Regions from separate parts of the Homo sapiens genome. Here region 2 is linked to region 1. Evidence: chromatin contacts called from ENCODE Hi-C or POLR2A ChIA-PET data. All regions are on one chromosome and are shown on one strand. Each heading gives the region's core, a stretch centred on a gene start or an enhancer-like site at or near the end of the contact. The rest is flanking DNA. Distances are from core to core; before and after follow the strand shown. Region 1 overlaps SLCO3A1 (solute carrier organic anion transporter family member 3A1). Region 2 overlaps SLCO3A1 (solute carrier organic anion transporter family member 3A1).

Region 1 (6,969 bases), core at 1,197-3,696:
AGGTATTTGTGTTTTGAAAAGTTATTTTTCACGGTCAGAGTTTCTGATGTTTTATACTGGAAGGATGGAAACCACTTGTGCGTGGGGGTTAAGAATCATCTGAGTGGCAAGTTGTTTATTACGTGGCGGGCAGTGTTTTCAGTGGCTGCGGTGGGCTCTGTTGGATGGCAGCGTGCAAGGTGAGGGCTGGCCAGCCCCGCATCTCTATCCCTTGTTTACAAAGTATAATTCTGTCTCCTGCCAGCTGCTGGATTTTTCTGACATCCCCAGTCACTGAGTGCTAAGCTTTGAAAACATTACCTCTACCCAGGGAAGCTTTATGCCTCCCAAAAGCAATGTGCCTTGAGGTAGAAAGTTAATTATATTATGGAGTTTTAAGTGAAAATAGAATTTGAACTGGATTTGACATAAAGGTTCCTATCTGCCAGGCTTCAAGCTTGCTGAGATAGGATGGTTTGGAAGCAGGACACACCGAAATGCAGATTTTTCTCTGTGTCTTTCTGGCCCAGCTTTGGAGTAGACGCGTTTACTGAACACGGATGTTGCACGCGGATGTTCTGGCTGGCTGTGAGCAGGCTCTGGGCAGGAAAGATGGAAGGAATGCGCCTCTCCATTCAGAGGATGGAGCACCAGTGAGCCTAGTCACCAGCTACCTATGGAACAAAGGGGAAGAGAAAACGGCTCAGGCCAGAGATGGTTAGGGGTTTCCATTATTACCTGAGAGTGGTTATGGTGGAGGAAGGGAAACTAAGGTAATCATTTTTCTTTCATTGCCTTAAGTCTTGAGTGAAAGCCGCTCCACGTGAGTTTTTTGCACACCAGATCATGGACTACAGCATGTAGCCACAAAGGTCTCCTGAGGTCCACCCTCTGACTTGACTGATGTCACCCTAGGGCTCTGGGAGAGTTGTTTTCTGGTAGGAATAACAGGAAGTAGATCAATCAGAGCACAGGGAATGAAATGGGGAGTGAAAACCTGAATTGTTGTCTCTGCTGATAGAATCAAGTAGAAAAATTTCTCCCCAGAGTCACCCCTGAAGTCCTAACAGTGCTGTATCACTTCTGCCTGGGGCTTCCAGCCGTAGTCACTGAACCCTCTTCTGGAAGTGTCTCCTGATGAGTTAAGCTGTGCTGTTTCCCCACACTGGGTGAGGGTTGGTTTGAATGTGCCAAAAGCTTTATGGTGAGGAAGCACTTTGGTTTGGGACATGGGGGTGTGGGAGGTGGAGGCGTGGACAGTAGGGCTGATCATTTGAGGCAGAAGGCCTTCTTGAATTCTGAGGCCTTGTCTGTGGGATTTGCATTGAGTCTTTGGTAGGAAGAACTATTCAGCCAAATTTCTATTTGGTCACCCCATTCCTCTGTGATAAGTCTGAGTTGGGGGAGTGTCTCTTTGCATGACATACGAACATCTTGGTGGCTCTGTTACATATGGCCAGATTCCAAAACATCGTAGCCCATGCCATGGAGATGATAGTTCTGGGTTTCTCTGCACTGGTTTACATGGGTTTGTGTTTATCGGGATCAGGAGAGGACAAGTCTTTTGCATAGATTGGCCTCAATAGGGGGCCTTTTATTCCATATGTGGTTTATTCTCCAGGTATAATTTAAGATCATAGCATATGCAGAGTATAACTGGTTCATTTATTTATTGTATGAGCTATAAAAAAAGTGTTTGTGGTAGTGAGAATATTTCAGAGTTTATCTCCTCTAATATGGCACTAGTTCCTGAAGCCACTTAACTTTACTTCACAGTATTTGGGGTAGCCCACTGAACAGGATTGATATAAAATTCTGGCCTCTTAACTCCCTGAAGAGGAGGAAAGTCTCAAGGGACTGATGCTGGGACTGTAGGTGTAACTGTATATCCATCGGGGAGGAATAACATGTGTACCCCTGGTTCCAGCTCCTGCAGAGTTGGTCTAGAGAGGGGCCCACAACCAATTGTCTGGTCATATGCCTAAATCGTGACACTATAGTGGAGATTGAAAGGATTCTAAATATGGCATGTGTAAAACACCAGCTTGTTCTTGAGCTGAGCCTTCCCTTTGGGTGTCAGCAGGGAACAGAATGATCAACATGCACAGCTCAGGCTGCAGATCAGTGGTGATGACACCTGCCCCGGGTCACCCGCATTGTGGGTCACTAGATGGGTGCTGTTTGTACATCGGTGGCCGTGTCGTAGCTTCCACTACAACCCAGGGCAAAGTGAAGCATTCCATCTTGAATCAAGCCGATATTTTCCACTGAAATGACTTACTTGCTTTGGCCTCTTGTGGCTGAGCCGCTGCCAGATTCCTGGATTCCTGGATGGGCTATTCACAAGGGGCTCCTCTGGCTGGCACCATTCTTCAGCCCGTCCTTTCCAGTGTGGGAGGGAGCCAAGGGAGCTCATTACCAGGGGACAAAACTGGATGAATGGGGACTCGGCTCTGCTGGCAGGCTTTCACTGCGGCATCATGCGGCACCCGGACTCACAGTGCAGCCAGACGGTGACCCGTGGGTGGCACGTGGCACTCTTTGTTCCTAGAGTGACTACATGGGCGCAGTGGCAGTGGAGACCACTGGGCCCCTACTGAGGTCGGAGAATCCATTCTTTGGGAGTCTAGTCATGCCTCTAGCTCCATGTTGTGATCTTCCATTAGCCCAGTTTTCTTAGCTGTCCTTCTGTTTCTCTAAGTTCAGAACACAAGTCGTATTTGCTTTTTATGAAAGTGTAAGTAGGATGATGGAATGGGCTTACTGTGCCCTTTCATTAGGTTGCCCCCCTTTTTTTTTTCAAGGAGGAAAAGGTGAAATGGGAGTACTAAAGATTTCTCAATAACTTTATTCCTAGTTAAAAAGCATTACATGTTCACCGTTTACAATTTTGAATATGTAGAAAAAGAATAATTAGAGAATATTGTAGCTTTATGGTGTACACAATTCTATTCTCTCTTCTGCATTAGCATGCTTTTCTATGAAAATGTGTTCAAGATAAATGATGTTTTGTGTAATTTCATTTCTCTTACTATTTCATGAGCATTTGTTTGTTACTATTCTATGACATTGCTGCATATATAATCCCTTCTGAATATATACGACAATATTTAATACTTTCTATAGTTGGACATGGATTTTTAAAATATTTGCTGTTTTAAACAAAGCAGATAGGTAAACTGTGATTCCGAGAGGTTGAGTAACTTACCCAAGCTCATTTACCTGGATAGGGCTGGGCTGTGGGTCTGAAAGTGATGCTTATTTCAGGTATGTCTGGGATCTGCTCACGAGGCTGGGATGGGAGCTCAAGGGTGGTGCACGGTCCAGGGAGTCAGGTGCAAGCCAGGGCATTCCACGAGACAGCCCGAAGCCTCCTGGGCATACAAATTGCAGCAGGAGCCAGGAAGGTGGGAAGACAGCAGTGTGTCTGGAGTCCAAGGAGAGAGGTGCTGCTGAAATGGAGAATGAGTGTCAGAGCCAGAATGGAGTATTGGAGGTAGGATGGAGAGAGAGGAAGGTGGTCCTAGCTAACGGTTCAGGTCTGAGTTCTGTAAAGAGGTTGCACCCCTGTTTCATAGTGCTTTGAGCTGAGATGGCTGCAAATCAGACCTTAGACATCTGGGGCAGGAGCAACTGATCTGTTGCATCTTTCGCTCAGCTCTTTCCAGCAGTGTGGGCGCCATACCTTCACATGCCATTCATTCTGTTTTTTGAACCGCAGTAACCACTAGGAGGTTTTTTTAAGTGTTGTGTTAGAAATAGGCCACCTTACAACTTCCCATACCCTGGGTTCTGGTTATGCCCTCTGGATCTACCATGAATAATCCCTATCCCTCTTCCATATTTTGATGGCTCCCCAAATAGTTGAGCACTAACCTTTCATGGGTAGGCGGATGGTATCTAAAGCTTAGTTAGCTCTTCGGAGCTAAGACCTTTGCTCCATGCTTGATGGATTTCCTACCATACTTCCTTCTTAAGAGGGATGCCAAGGGCTGGGGAGCTCATTACCAGAGGACAAAACCAGATGAATGGGGGATGTGGGATATGGCGTTGTATTAGTTTGCTAGGGCTGCCCTAAGCAAACACCACAGACTGGGAGGCTTAAATGACAGAAGGATATTTTCTTATAGTTTTAGAGGCTGGAAGTCTAAGATTAAGGTGCCACAGGGTTGGCGTCCTCTGAGGTCTCATTCCTTGAATTTCAGATGGTTGCCTTCTACCTGTGTCCTCACGTGGTCTTCCCTCTGCATACACATCCCTGGTCTCTCTGTGTATCCAATTTACTCCTCTTACAAGGTCGCCAGTCACATTGGTTTAAACCCACCCATATTAGCTCATTTAACCTTAATTGCCTCTTTAAAGGATCTATCTCCAAATATAGTCAGTCACATGCTGATGTACTGGGGGTTAGGGCTTCAATATATGAATCTGGGGGAAGGAACACTATTCAGCCCATAACAGACACCAAAGAGATTAGTACCAAACCAAGACTACACTCCTGCCTCTTTGCCAAAAGTTTTCGGTAAGGAGCTGTATTGTAATTTTTCTCTCTAAGTACTTGAGGAATTGATGATATAGTTTTTTTTTTAAATAACTTTTAAAAATTACAGAATCACAAGTTGTGGCAAAATACAGGAAAGTCCCCTGTATCCTTCTTCCTGTTTCCCCTGCTGTTGATGTCATGGTAACTATCACACAGTAGCAAAACCAGGAAGTTAACATTGCTGTGATCCATAAAATTTATTCAGATTTCTCTTTTTTTTTTTTTTATTCTTTTTTGACATGAAGTCTCACTCTGTCACCCAGGCTGGAGCACAGTGGCGCCATCTTGGCTCACTGCTGCCTCTGCCTCCTGGGTTCAAGTGATTCTCGTGCCTCATCCTCCCGAGTAGCTGAGATTATAGGTGCCTGCCACCACACCCGGTTACTTTTTTTTTTGTATTTTTAGTAAAGACAGGGTTTCGTCATGTTGTCCAGGCTGCTCTCGAACTCCTGACCTCAAGTGCTCCGCCTGCCTCGGCCTCCCAGAGTGCTGGAATTACAGGCATGAGCCACTGCGCCCGGCCAAGATTTCTCCAGTTTTATATGTGCTCATTTGTGTGTCTGTGTATAGTTCTGTGCAATTGTATCAAATGTGGATGATGCAGTTTTAAGAATGCAGATTGGGATCAAGATGAAACCAGATAATTTTGAGTTGTGTGTGTTAGGCAGACACACGCGCGTGCACGCACACACACACACGGCACAGAGACAGGCTGGCAGATTCTCCTGAGGATGGATGTTCTGGAGAGAATGGGAGCTGGCCAGCGGAAAGGGGTTCTTTGAGAAGGGAGGCTTTGCTGTTTGCCTGAATACACAGAACAAGTGCTCTAACTCAGGAGGCACACGTATTAGACACAAAAATGTGTCACGTTTTCTTTGTTTATCACTTATCCTGAACCCCAGTGCAGCCCTCTGTGTTTCCGTTAATAATGCAAAGAGAATAATTCTCAGATTTCATCTGCCAAGTGTTTGATTAGTACGAAGGGCCCCCGAATACTGGCCAGCAACCAAAGAGAACCAAATTTCCTTTCAGAGCCCTGGGAGCAAAGAGTTATTTGCCTCTGATGAGTTTTTATTTTAACTTGACATTGGGTAAAATGTGTTTTAACTCTCCAAAGAACGTGGATTGGGTATGGATCAAATATACTGTGACTGAAGTTCATCTGAAAAAATAATTAAAAAGCCATCTCTCGTGGGAGCAAGCATTGCTCATTATATTCTTGCAACTTCATTGATATTGAAGTTTCCTTCGTTAATTTCTTTTTCTAAAATAAATGGCACTATAAAAGTGGTCAGTTTGTTTTGGCCATATTCCATTCCCTCTCCCCAGCTGCTGGTCGCATGCCATTTTCAGTGTGTTTGTAGCAGCCTGCTAGGAAACAGCCTGTGGCTCTTACCTGGTGCTTCCATATTGCCTGGGCTGATAGGTGTTTCTCATTCATTCGCAGCCACTCATAACTCATGCCCTGTGGTTCATGGCATCACCGCTGTGCCTGCTGCCTGGGTGACCTTTGGACAAGACTCTGTGGGCTCTGGAGCCCAACAGTCTTGAAATTGAAATCCTGGCCCCTCCACGACTCCTGGGTTTTGGATGAGTTTCCAATTGCCCTGAGACTTTTGCCTTTTCAGTAAAATGGTCTGGTCTACCTGGCCAGGCTTTCCATGAACGTCAGGTGTCCTGTACACGGTGGGGATCAGTAAATGCTGCCCTTTTCATCCTTATGGTCATAGCATCTCCATTTCCAGATGTAGAAATTAAGGCACAGATGGATACATGACTGAACTGTTTAAACGCAGGAGCAGATCTTTGGACAAGAGCCCTTGGAACCTGATTTTCAGCCTGGGATGTGATCCATCTTATAGAGCTGAGAATAGCAACCTCTTCAGTCCTGAATTAAACCAGCAGCGCTCTTCTTTTCCTGAAGACCCCCTCCAGTGGCTCATCTCAAAGTGCATGAAGTGCTAGCATTGCCCCAGGCAGGAGGAGAGCCAGTTTGTATTAATTTGGAGGCAGCCCAGAGTATGGCCATTGCCCCAGTGTGATGTATGGATTGGCTTTCTGGGTTCTAGCATGTCGCTTCTTAATTTGGAAGCATATTAGCTCAATTTTCTTTTAAATAACGTATTCTTATTTTAGTAACATTGAGAAAAACAGAAATGTAATAAGAAAACCTAAATAATATGTAATCCAGATACCTATAGAAAATTATTGTCAGTAGTTAGGTATATTTTATTCCAGCCTTTTTTCTTTGTATATCGTTTTGCTTAGTTAAAAACCATACTATAAATAAACCTGCTTTTTATCAGTTGGCATATTATAAAGTTTTTCCTGGGTCATAAACAATATACATCATTTTAGATAATTGCATATTATTTTGTCAATCTAGAAATGCTGGAATTTGCTAGTTGGGCATTTAGGTGATGAATGTCTCTGTGGCTTTAGCCTTG
Region 2 (6,969 bases), core at 1,223-3,722, 150 kb after region 1:
GATGGATTCCTAGTGATGCCCCAGTGAGGCCAAGTTCGATCCCCTCCTCCCTCTGCTTCCCGTGTGGTTTCTTCAGCCTGGGCTGCCTTGCCCTCACCTCAGCCCTCACGTAGGTCATGTAGCCTACATCCCCGAGGGAGAAGTGAGACTATTCTTACAGCATAGGAAAGTTGACTACGGGAATGACATTAAGAGACTGAACTGGAATCTTTTATCTTTGTCTACTCGTCTTCCTCCTAACACAAATGCACTAGACTTCTTACACATTCACAATCAGGAGAAGTACATGCATGATATAGTAAAGCCATTAACCTGGTGTCAAGTGTTATCAATTGGGTCATTAAATAAGACTCATTAAGCATCGTCTAACTGCAAGTAGATGGTGCTGCACCTTTTGGAACTGGATGTCTAGAGCCAGAAGCGTCAGTGCAGACTACTCTTTGTGGTTTCCCTTGTAGCTACTAGCCGGCTTGGAAGGAATCACACCTATGTTAGTCCTTTTGGGCTCCTGTAACAGAATACCATAAACTGGGCAGCATATAAACAACAGAAATGTATTTGTCATGGTTCTGCAGGCGGGGACGTCCAAGATCAAGACACTTGCAGATTCAGTGTCTCGTGAGGATCAGCTTCTTGATTCATAGACGGCCACCTTCTTACTGTGTCCTCTTCTGCGGGAAGGGGTGAGGCAGCTCCCTGGAGCCTCTTTTTTAAGGGCACTCACCCTATTCATGAGGGCTTCACCCTCATGACCTGATCACCTCGCAAGGACCCCACCTCTTGATACCATTACCCTGGGTATTAGGATTTCAACATGAATTTGGCAAGTAAGAGTGCACAAACGTTCAGACCATAGCAGTACTTGGCCAGGCTACCTCCTAATAATACTGCCAAGCGAAATCAGATGGTGCAGGCGTGATAGAGCGGCACGAAGCTATTTGTGTCTTTCATAATTAGCATGTTTTGAAGGAAAACTTAGCTGTGATAGAGTTAGAAATTAGACTTTTCTGCTCAGCAAATTAGCTCTCAGATTGCAAACCACGTGAGTCCATTCCCCCACCCCCACCTTACTCCCACTTTCAGAGATGAATCAGATGGTTTACTCTGTTCTACTTTCCTCTTCAGAAAAGGGAAGCAGAATCCAAACCTAATTAAGACAGCGTTTCAGCGCTATAACTAAATTCATTCATAGCCCAACCACACTGGGATGCATGAGCTTCCTCTGGCCACTTCATATTGCAAACCTGGTTCAAATAATTATCATTCATCATTTACTCTCAAGTTTAAGTTTCTAGAGAAATTTTTAAAAATTAACCCTGCTCTTCTCATGCTTGCTGGGGCCACAACGCTCCAGTCACTTTGATCAAGACAGCACAGAGGCCTCATACTAAAGCAAGCCTCTGAACATGCTCCTTATTAATTAACAGCTGCAGGCATTTGGAATGTTCTGTCCGAATGGTGTTAACAGCCTCATCCCTTTGGTGGCCAGAACTAGAAAGCAGAAAGATCCCAAGTGAAGCTCCTCTTTTGAGCTACCTGCTAGCTCCCACCACTCACGCAGGCTTTGGACTCACCTGCCCTGTCACTCACAGCTGTGTGACACTGGACATTCAGAACCTCTCTGTGCCTCATTCGCCCCACCTGTAACACGCTGGGTCACACAACTCCTTCACACGGTGATGATTCCTAGAGATTCATGAATATTTGGAGATTCCTACTCTGTGCTAGGCACTGTGCTGGGCGATAGGGAGACAAAGAGAAATAAGACCGAGGTTCTTCCCCTCAATAACTCCATGCTCCAAATCAGTGCTTCTCATTCAAGGGCTCCCCCCGCCCCCCCCCCGCCACCCCCCACTCCCCCCAGGGGACATTTGCCAATAGCTGGAGATAATTTTGGTTGTCATGATGGGAGATAGAGGGTGCTACCAGGATCTAACAGGCAGGTGCCTGGGATGCTGCTGAACATCCTACAATGCCCAGAACAGCCCCATGCCAGGAATTACTCACTTTGTCATGTCAGTAGTGCTGAGGTTGAGGAACCCTGATCTAACAGACCAATCCAGATAGATACGCAGATAATTTCAGTGCAGTGTGATAGGAGTTACGAGAATTAAATAAAATATTTTATGTACAGGGGCCAAGACTTGGTAGTTCTCACTGAAAGGTCATGCCCTTCATGCAGTGACCTGCTTCTGCAAGGACTTATGTTGGTAGCAAACAGCCAGAGAAAGAAGGCAGTCTTTGCATTCACTACGCAAGGGAGGTGTCACTCCAGGTGACCTAAACCTGGCTTGTGTGATCCAGTCCTGCCTCTTGCTTCCAGCTCTGTCAAAATCCCTGCCCGTCTACAGGTTACCAGGACCTTGGGGGCAGAGGGATCCCAGAATGAGAGCTGGACCTGCTGGGGGAGGAGGCAACCTTCAGCATTGAGTATTCCTTTGCACTTGCCCTTCCCTCTCATCTGAACACTCCCATCCCTCACTCGAGCTCTGCTGGGGAAAATGATGAATGAGTCACGAAGTGAATCACTGGGGAAAGCCCTCCCCGGGAGCTGTGGCTGAGAACCCACCCAGGCGACATAACTTCCTGGTTCCTTTCTTGCCTCTCCCCACAAAAGATTAAAAATAAAACGGGAAATAGTTAAGATGACTTGCTGCAGTAACTTTTATACTTTTATAATAAGAAAGTGAAAATGTTTAAAGAAGCCAAACTGGTAGGCTACCCGAATTAGGTCGAGCACGATGAAGACTCTATTCTGTTGCGTTGGCATCAGGCTCGTTCAGAACCGACTGCTTCAAGCAAGTCATTCTCCCAAAGAGGCGGAGGCAGGGTGGAAAGAAAACGTGAGCCTAAATTGAAATATCCAGGGCCTTAAGAAATCACTCACGCTCTCTGAGCATCTCGAAGTTTCCTGGCTTTCAAAATGGGTTTGATGGCACCTCGTACCATTGTTTGGAGGGTAAAGGAGTTCAGGCATGTGAAGGGACTTCGAAAGTTAAACAGCCTTGTACAATTATTGCTAAATGTTGGGGACAGGATAATAGCATTGTAGCTTTGTTTTCATCTTTCAAAAACATGTCTTGAAATAATTACGGAGGGTCGGGTGCGGTGGCTTACGCCTGTAATCGCAGCACTTTGGGAGGCCAAGGTGGGCAGATCACCTGAGGTTAGGAACTCGAGACCAGCCTGGCCCACATGGGGAAACCCCATCTCTACTAATAATACAAAAATTAGCCAGGTGGGATGACGCATGCCTGTAATCCCAGCTACTCAGGAGGCTGAGGCAGGAGAATTGCTTGAACCCCAGGAGGTGGAGGTTGCAGTGACCCAAGATCAGGCCACTACACTCCAGTCTGGGTGACAGAGCAACACTCTAGACTTTTTTTTTTTTTTTTTTTGAGACAGAGTTATGGAGGAAATGATATTCGGGATTTGCTTTAACATAAGGATGGAGGAGTGGGAGGGGGCAGAGATGGAACCCTGACTGTGAGTTGATGATGGTTGTGACTAGTGAGAGGTATCTGTGCCTTCATTCTTCTAGTCTATTCTCTCTACTTTTAAATTTGAATTTCCACCATTTAAAAACATCTGTTAGATATTTTAGGTATACTGAACTATATACTTAAAAATGGTTAAGATGGTAAATTTTATGTTATGGACATTTTATCACAATTAAATATATATATACACATCCCTCTTTTAAAGTCAGTAATTGAGATCAGCAATATATATGAGGCACAAGGAACACAGAAAAGCAATCATATGAGAGGGAAAAAGAGAAAGCCAGGATTAAAGGGGCATAGCTCTTTTGCCCCCTTTTCTGGGAATTTGTTAAGTACAACCACTGAAAGAAGCAGGACTCTCCCTGGCTGGAGGACTAGAGAGTGAGCAGGAACTTTGGCCAGGACGTTGGAAATACCCTCCTGGGGGCACGTGACCTGAGATGGTTGAGGAGCGGTTGGGTGCTGCATGCATGCGAGGCCGGTGCCTGCCAGGGAGCGTGAGGATGAAGACAGGTTGCCCAAGCCTGGAGAGGCCCACTGTCTGCAGGGCAAGCATTCAGAGAGCACACCAGCACACCATCCTCGCATTTGGCAGCGAGCAAGGCAAATGAAGACACAGGACAGTGTGGAGGGCTCTGCATGCTGGGCTGTAGTTTGGACTTGGAAACAGATGAAATGAAAGCTGTAGTCACTTCCCTTTTTGCCTTTTAAAAAATATATGTTCAGGGGAAAAAACACACGTCAGAAATGGAGTCATTTGAAGCTAAGTGTCACCCATCTCGGAATAATTGTCCGCCAGCACTAGATTTTACAAAGTGATTGGTGGCACAGAGCACTCTTCCTGATGGACAACACTGGCCCGGCAGTGTAGGAGGGAACGCAGGCCACTGGCAGAGCAGCAGAGTCTGGGGTGGGCCGTGGCCTCTCCTCTGGCCCCAGTTCTTCAGTCGTGACACCTGGGGATATGTCCTTTCATCTCTTGGGCTCTCTGCATCCCCACCTTGAAGGGAGGACTGGATGGAATCCAAAGACTGATCACAGGCGGCTGTGTCTGTGTTTGCAGTTGTTCCTGGCAGGCAGACCACACTGGATGTGTCTTAGTCGTAATCTGGGGGCCTGGGCGTGATGAGCTCTTGTTCCTTCTACTGTGTAACTTGCACTAGAACCTAAGGAGGCCTCTCAACCAGGGTCCTTTTTTCAGCTGTCACCAAGGGTACAATTAATGGCACAAATCGGTTCTTCCCTATGACGCACTTTGTGTGAGATGCCTGGATAGCAAAGGCAACACTTGCACTGTGCGTTTTCCCTCCTGGATTCCAATAGCTTTCCAGTTAGTTCATAGGTTTCAAGGGATTTGGATGGTGCAAAATGGAGGCCTTTTGGAAGAAATTAAAAATGCGAAGCCTGATAAGCGTAACCACCATTCTTTTTTTTGGTTTTTTTTTTTTTTCCTCACTGGCTAATGCATTGTGTGTTTAAAAGGAGATTTGGCCCAACCCAGCCTCAAGCCATTATTTACTCAACCTTTGTTTTCTTTTTCTTTTTCTTTTTCTTTTTTGGTGGTTGTTGTTGTCGGCTCATTATAACCAACTGAACTCAGCCTTTCTTTAACATTTATTTTCTGTGTCTGTGCTCTGGACTTAAGTGAATACAAGATCTGAGAGAGATGACCCACCAGGGGTAGTGGTTTTCAAATTTTGGCAATGGGCCTGTTTTTCTTTAAACAAAAGATTGGTTTTCTGAGACTATGCAACAACTTTACGCAAAAACTGTATTTTTGTCCACAAACTTGGTGACTTAGAACAACACAAGCTTATTATCTTATGGTTCTAAACACCATAAATCTGAAATCAAGCAGACCTGTGCTCCCTCCAGAAGCCAGGGGAGAATCCTTCCTTGCCTTTCCAGCTTCTGATAGATCCAGGCGTTCCTTGGTCTGTGACTGTGTAACTCATGTCTGTGGCTTTACTGGCATCCTCTGCTCCCCTTCTCTCTTTTCTGTGTGTCTATTATAAGGACACTTGGATTTATGGGCCCACTAAGGTAGCCCAGGATGATCTCATCTCAAGATCCTTAACTTAATTACATCTGCAAAGACCCTTTTTCCAAATAAGGTCTCATTCACAGGTTCCAGGACATAGACATATTTTTTTTGAGGATCGTCATTCAACCCAGTACAAAAACCTTACACGGGGCAGAAGAGAGAAAGGGGAGAGCTCTGCTTATATCATTATCACATTGTCAGGACCTTGACCTCCACACATTCAGATCCCACCCCTTTCCCCCATCCTTTGCCCGGTAAGCCATGCACCAAGGATCCAAATTTGAAAACCAGAGTTTTAGCAGAGAGAGCTTGGGAGACTTGGGAGTCAAAGGCCTACGCTGGGAAATGGGCCTGGAGTTTCCACAAGACCACTTGGCCTCTCGGTTTCATCATCTGTGAAAAATGAGATATTCAGGTCTACGCTACAGTGTTGACATAGAGTCTAAATGAGATCCTTAGTTCTTGGGTCATTTCCAGGGCTCGGTAGCATGAGTTTACTCTATCCTCATCCCACGACATTCTACCCCGTGGAAAAGGTGTTGAGATGTTATGGAAACACTTCTGACTTCACAGAAGGGTTGGTTCCTGAACCAGTGGACAAGAAAGTTAATTCTGGCTTTCAAAGAAAGCCAAGAGCTCTAGAATTGTAGGGTTCAGGTTTTCATCTTTTCCTTTGGCAGAAAAGAGAGCATTCTTCAAGCCTATTCAATTCTAAGTACCAAATGACAAGCCATATTAAACAGATCCCAGTGAGCTCCCCACATCCTTTCCTGCTTACACCACAAGTGGACTGTGTGCCAAGCAAGGCTTTGAGATCAATTGCACTTCGGTGGCTTTTGAGTAGTTTCTCAACTCCATCTCATCTAGTGACATTTTAGAACGGATAATTATTTGTTGTGGAGACTGCCCTGTGCATTGCAGGTTCAGTGGCATTTTTGGCCTTTACTCACCAGATGCCAGCAGCAACCCCAGCCCATTGTGACAAGCAAAACTGTCTTCAGACATGGCTCAGTGTTCCCTGGCGGGCAAAGTTGCCACTGGTTAAGAACCACTGCTTTAAGAGAACCTATGCTCGAGGTCAGGCACCGTGGCTCACGCCTGTAATCCCAGCACTTTGGGAGGCCAAGGCAGGTGGATCACCTGAGGTCAGGAGTTTAAGACCAACCTGGCCAACATGGTGAAACCCCCGTCTCTACTAAAAGTACAAAAAATTAGCTGGGCATGGTGTCAGGCACCTGTAATCCCAGCTACTTGGGAGGCTGAGGCAGGAGAATTGCTTGAACCGAGGAGGCAGAGGTTGCAGTGAGCCAAGATCGTCCCAGTGTACTCCAGCCTGGGCGACAAGAGTGAAACTCCTTCTGAAAAAATAAAGAGAACCTATCTTCTTTCAAGCCAGCCTGTCATGTGTCAGAACTAAACAGT

The links. A loop is a pair of places that touch in the nucleus more often than their neighbours do. ChIA-PET counts read pairs that join two places held with the same protein, here RNA polymerase II (POLR2A). Pooled maps may share reads with other maps.
Region 2: a loop to region 1 is called in a pooled map, with 2.3 times the contacts of the local background. The contact joins two enhancer-like sites. A Hi-C loop is called at or near these places in 1 of 168 maps with a recorded cell type or tissue (aorta), 1 of 37 single-sample maps with no recorded cell type and 1 of 50 pooled maps. POLR2A ChIA-PET finds 5 or more read pairs at or near these places in 2 of 52 experiments (activated T-cell and naive thymus-derived CD4-positive, alpha-beta T cell).

Annotation. Positions count from the first base shown.
Region 1 is chr15:91,916,990-91,923,958 of GRCh38, forward strand. The region is part of intron 2 of SLCO3A1 (solute carrier organic anion transporter family member 3A1); the gene reads left to right. Among named protein-coding and RNA genes, the nearest start is that of SLCO3A1, 67 kb to the left of the region's middle. Within about 2 kb of position 2,447, at least 6 of the 41 ENCODE cell types and tissues checked have a DNase peak (open chromatin) inside an H3K27ac peak, as active enhancers do.
Region 2 is chr15:92,067,264-92,074,232 of GRCh38, forward strand. All of the region lies in intron 2 of SLCO3A1 (solute carrier organic anion transporter family member 3A1), which reads left to right. Among named protein-coding and RNA genes, the nearest start is that of SLCO3A1, 220 kb to the left of the region's middle. Within about 2 kb of position 2,473, at least 11 of the 41 ENCODE cell types and tissues checked have a DNase peak (open chromatin) inside an H3K27ac peak, as active enhancers do.